Linked DNA regions of Mus musculus: region 2 is linked to region 1. Evidence: chromatin loops called from intact Hi-C (ENCODE). Cell type or tissue: heart. All regions are shown on one strand. Links, peaks and the distances in the headings refer to the core of each region. The heading gives the core; the rest is flanking DNA.

Region 1 (2,915 bases), core at 183-2,682:
TTCTCAGCTAGCAGGGTGGGCTGCAGTTCACTTCTGTTGCTTTGTACAGACTTGGTTCTAAAATACTCATTCAGAGAACAAGCGACATTAATAAAACTAGAACTTCCTGAAAGGTTACTCTATAGAGTCCCTGGGACCCGGAGGCCATGTTGTAGCATGTTGGGTAGTAACAGTCACTCTCCTTGAGAGTCGAGCCACCTGTTGAGGACCAGGCCTTGCTGTGTGTGCTTGTGCCTTCATAGTGTCGTCCTTCTCCAGAGATGCCCGGACTGTTTCCCTTAGATGCAGTGGATGATCCTTCCATGGGGTTCTAGCCACCTTTTAATCGTGAAAAATGGATGCGTGCAGCCCTGCTTCCCAGAATCCACTTGATTCTTCTGAATATTTTATTCTCATCACTACTGAAATTTTTTCCAATGGACTACTAAAACTGAAGAGAGAATAATTATATAGGAATAGAATATATTCTATTCAGAAATAGATGCTATTTCCATGTGACTGCACCATTCGTTCGTTTGGACTCATCTGTCCCTCAGGCCTGTGTAGTTGACAGAGGTCTCTTAGAGCTGCATGAGGCCTGAGAGGAGGCATTCCCTATTGTCATAGTTAGAAGTTGATGTTCGCTGACGTTAAACCAGTTAGCCAGGTACACGAAGGCTTGTGGCAGAGCGGAGCTAGCTCTGTCAGCACCGGTGCCTTTTAGAGTTGCTTGATGATTCTGTTCACCTGGGTCTTTGGTTTGATTGTGAGTGACCATAGGCACAACTCTTGCGATTTGGCTTCTTGCTTTGTATTGTTAATAAGTGTTTCAGAACTTGTTTTCTTAGTGAAATCAAGTATCGAGAATCTAGAGTTTATATGCACATATGCTCCCTTCATATATACATATACACACACCAACACCTGTTATTTTTTTTTAATAAATCACTTCTTTAAAAAAAAGAATCTAGAAGCCAGAGAGCTAGCACAGTGGTGAAAAGCATGGACTCCTCTTAGGAAGGCTCCAGCACCCATGTCACACAGCTGAGGAAAAGAAAGTGTGATTAAAATTAAAAAGGATGACTTCTAATTTAAATAATATGTAACATCAGTTCTGGACTCCCTGTATTTTGGGACCTCCTGCTCCTACTGCACAAGTGCAGGTCGGGCACTTCTAATCCAAAAGGCTGTAACATCTGAAACTTGAGTACTCACATGATACTCTCTGACTCTCAGGTTTTCGGGCATTTTAGATTTTATATTTTCAGATTCTTGGTGTTCAGCTAGAAAAGCAGAAATGTATATTTCTGATCCCAAACATTTCTGAGAGGAGAAAGACAAGTTGTATTAGTAACTAGACCTCCTTGTGTGTGGTGTGCTTCCCCTAATAGAGCATCTGTCTAGGAACTATGACTTGTATTTCATTTTTTATTTCATCTCAACTTGAGCTTAACTAGAGCTTTCAATTCCTAAATCGGAATTACATTCTCTGAGCTTATATTTTTTCTCCTTTTAAAGTTACATTAATGAACTGTTTGAGCCTCTTTCTTGTGATTCATTTATCTGCTATAACTTCTTTTTAAGGCTTCAGCACTAAAGGTCTTTTGACAAACCAATATTTATAACAGTTTGACGGCTGGGTGAGGAGCAGCATTTGTCTTTGTAACAGCTTGAAGACAGACCCTCTCCAGGACCCAGTCATGCAGTTACAATCTTGGCCTCCTTTCTTGTGCTGGGAACATGCATCCTGCAGCACCTCCCATGTGTTTCCTTGTCCCATTGACTATCCATTCACTTCCCATCTGTTTTGCAGTCTTAAAGGAACAGAAGGGGCCCTCTTCTTATAAATCTGTCTTTGCAAGTGATAAATGATGCCCTATCTCTTTAAGGGCTGCCTGGGTGGTTTTTCTTTTCTTATAGTGTTTCAGCTTTCCTCCTAGCAAACTCAGAGTAAAATATACTTTTAAAAATAAGAGAAATACAGAAAAGACAAAACACTATGAAGTTTAAAAGCCATAATTACTTTGATGGAACAGAATAATCTCCTGACTTTTTCCATCTTCTCAAGTAGTTGCCTGTGTCACTATATCTTTGAAATGTGATATCTAGATTTTTCTATACTAACCATACACTGACAAATGAAATGATTCATTTTGACAAAGTATATTTTAGCTATTAGAGGAGAAAGAAAACAATATATCACTAATGAATTAGAATGTCAAATAACTTTACATTTGTATTATCATAATTGAGTTGATATAATTTGAAATATTTTGTGTGCTGAACACAAAATAAAGTGACTCACAGTACCCATCTGTAACCTCGTGATAGATTCTGTGGTCTTTACTAGAAAAAGATGATCATGAGGGTCATAAAAGCTTTTCTTTTTTTTCTTTTTGATTGCTACTATATCTGGTCCTGAAAGCATATGCTATAATACTTCTAATGTTGGCTTTTCTAAGAATTGAGCATAGCATAGCAAGGCATGGGAGGGTATTACTGTAATCTCACTACTCAGAAGGCTGAGTCAGGAGATTGCCATGAATTCAAGTTCAAAACTCAGCTGGACTACAAAGTGAGTTCTTGGCCAACCTGGGATAAAGCAAAGCCTTGTCTTTTAAAAAAAAAAAAAAAAAAGTCTTTTTTAAAAAGGAAAGAGGCCGGGCAGTGGTGGCACACGCCTTTAATCTCAGCACTTGGGAGGCAGAGGCAGGCGGATTTCTGAGTTCGAGGTCAGCCTGGTCTACAAAGTGAGTTCTAGGACACCCAGGGCTATGCAGAGAACCCCTATCTCAACAAAAAAAAAAAAGGGGGGGGGGAAGGAAAGGAAGAAAATAAACAAATATTGTCATTTCCACAATTAGCCTACAGAATGATTTTAAAGTATGATTTTAAAGGAATCATCAATATAAGACCACATTTAGAATATTCTGTTA
Region 2 (2,915 bases), core at 300-2,799, 73 kb after region 1:
CAGTTGCTCAGGGCAAACTGCTCTTTCCCTGAACATTCCAGTTGTGTACTTGGATCAACAAATCCCATGCCTCTTGTTCCAGAGAGGACCCTCTCTTCATAGTTCCCAGGTCGCAGATGTATAGGCTGGGCCTCCATTACAGTAGTAGCTCTGTGCGGGATGCCCACAGGTCTGTGTCTCCTATTCCTAATGCTCAAAGCTTCCCTGGCCAGGAGGTGCATCCCTTGGGGCCTCACAGTACTTGGAATATAGGAAGAGCTCATTAAATGCTTGGTGAAAACAAAACACAATAAACAGTCCTTCCTGATGTCACCTCTCCCATTTACGGCATGGCCAGAGCACAGAAGTGATAGATGTCAGCTTCATCTCTGGAGGCCCAGAGAGGGGATATTAGTGTGGGAGCATCCATGAACAGCTGTGCAGAGTACAGTGGCTCTGAATCTTCTGCCTTCTTTGTAGGCAGGCCTGGTCTCTAGCTCTCCCAGTATTGTTACAGGGAGCCTACCAGAGGTGACCAACTGTATTCCAACTGACTGTCATTATACTTGGGTATTCAGGGACCCAGGTATAGCCCCAAGTGTCCAGAACATGGGGGCGTTTTAAGGCAAGAACCACATCTAGCATCTTGCTCAGCAGCTTCAGGAGGGGCTTTGCAGATGCAAGCAGTTAGCTGGAGGGACTTTGGCACAGGCAGGCAGTTTAACAGAAACAAAGATAAGCTAACTTATCTTAGGGGCATCTTGACCTCAGGTTCCTAGAATAGACTTTGGTAATTTTTCATGGAATTCTCTAAGGAGATCAAATTCTAGTTAAGCCTGAAATGGCCTCAGCAAGAATACAAGATGCAGAAAGCTCTGCTCGGTCTTGCCCTGTCACACAGTTCATTCTAGAGCTCCCCCCCACCCCACCCCCGTTCCTTCTCAGCCCTTCTCTAGGCCCATCAGTATGCCCTGAGGAGGAGACAGTAGCTCAGGATCTGAGCACACAGTAAGTCAGGACTAGGATGGATGGACTGACTGGTCGGAGATCCAGGCCAGAGTTTGGAGAACAAAGCTATGACAGGTGTGGCCACTCAGACCTAGCTGCTGTCCTGTATCAGTCACAAATTCCCAGGAAGCAGGCGGTCTGCGCAGCAGACATTTGGGCTCAGAGCCATTCCCTAGTCTCACCCCACCCTGCTCCCAGCCGTGGTGTGGCTGGCATTTCTGCGGTAGGATAGATGTTTCTTGGTAGTGAGGCAGAAAACATGCAGAAAGAATTGTGCTTCCCCCCTCCCCAGCCCCCCACTTTGGCTGCATCAAAAGGTTTCTGGCTTCCAAACTGTGACATGGAGACATCCAGTCCTTGCCTGGGACGCAGCCAGTCTCTGTTTCTGGCACGAGAGGAGCAGCAGACCTGAGTCAGCGCCATCAGCCGTCTGAGGGAAAGGCTGCCACTGAACATGTGATGTGTGACAGGGACCTTGGGAGAGAAAGCATTAACATTGACTTATTTGGTCGCCACCTATCTCTTTAAGAGCCAGTTTTTGTTTTTTTGTTTTGTTTTTTTTTTTTTTTTTTTTTATCCATTATTCATTTGACCCTCACAGCTCCCTGGCTAGGACAGCAGGATATTACCCAGGATGAAAATAGATGTTTAAAAATCCCCAATCCCTTTAGACGTGCTGCAACCCTTAGGACAAGGCCTGGTGTACAAATTTCAAGGTCAGAGGCAGCCCTAGATGGAGAGGCTATGCCCAAAACCCAGGAGGCAGCTCAGTGCAGGGTGAGAACCTTAGCTTTGTCCAGTCTTCCCGTCCGAACAAACTGGGGCAAAGTACAAATCCCCCCAGGAGGTGGGGGGATGAGGGGAGAGTAAGGACGCCTTTAATCCCAGCACTCAGGAGGCAGAGGCAGGTGGATCTCTGAGATTGAGGTCAACCTGGTCTACAGAGTGAGTTCCAGGACAGCCTGGGCTGCACAGAGAAACCCTGTCTTGAAAAGCAAATAAAAACAAAAGAAAGATAAGGAAAGGGTAGGGCTGGAGAGATGGCTCAGTGGTTAAGAGCACTGACTGCTCTTCCAGAGACCCTGAGTTCAATTCCCAGCAAACACATGGAGGCTCACAACCATCTGTAATGGGATCCAATGCACTCTTCTGGTGTGTCTGAAGACAGTGACAGTGTACTCATATAAATAAAATAAGTAATTTAAAAGAAAGAAAGAAAGAAAGAAAGAAAGAAAGAAAGAAAAAAATTCAACTTTTTTTTTTTTTTTTTTTTTTTTTTTGAGACAGGGTTCCTCTGTGTAGCCCTGGCTGTCCTGGAACTCACTCTGTAGACCAAGCTGGTCTTGAACTCAGAAATCTGCCTTCCTCTGCCACCCGAGTGCTGAGATTAAAGGTGTGCGTCACCATGCCTAGCTTTCAACTTTACTTTTAAGATAATGGTACAAGAGATAAATTTCATAATGATTTTATAAAATGTATTATGAGCTGTTTAAACAAATCAAGATTTGACAGCGTTATATTGTGTTATGGTTTGTATATGCTCAGCCCAGGGAGTGGCACTATTAGAAGGTGTGGCCCTGTTGGAGTAGGTGTGTCATTGTGGGTGTGGGCTTTAATACCCTCATCCTAGCTGCCTGGAAGCCAGTATTCTGCTAGCAGCCTTCAGATGAAGATGCAGAACTCTCAGTTCCTCCTGCACCACGCCTGCCTGGATGATGCCATGCTCCTGCTTTGATGATAATGGACTGAACCTCTGAACCTATAAACCAGCCCCAATTAAATGTTGTCCTTATAAGAGTTGCCTTGGTCATGGTGTCTGTTCACAGCAGTGGAACCCTAACTACAACACACTGTGAGAATGTTGGTAAGTGAATTCCTCAAAATGAAATGAAAATCTAAGGATTAAGAAACATTGTACTCATCGCTTT

What was found. Hi-C counts contacts between places; a loop is a spot of excess contacts. Peaks named below come from ENCODE experiments on the same cell type or tissue, not always from the same donor. Only the 100,000 strongest peaks of a DNase experiment are listed, where the experiment ranks them.
Region 2: a loop joins it to region 1, with 2.3 times the contacts of the local background. A loop is called at or near these places in 4 of 42 quality-filtered maps.

What each region holds. Positions count from the first base shown.
Region 1 is chr16:29,640,851-29,643,765 of GRCm38, forward strand. All of the region lies in intron 27 of Opa1 (OPA1, mitochondrial dynamin like GTPase), which reads left to right. Among named protein-coding and RNA genes, the nearest start is that of Opa1, 63 kb to the left of the region's middle. In heart, for the core only: no CTCF peak of the experiment used is centred there; no DNase peak of the experiment used is centred there.
Region 2 is chr16:29,713,604-29,716,518 of GRCm38, forward strand. No RefSeq gene overlaps it. Among named protein-coding and RNA genes, the nearest start is that of Gm46567, 98 kb to the right of the region's middle. In heart, for the core only: no CTCF peak of the experiment used is centred there; a DNase peak (open chromatin) is centred at 1,368.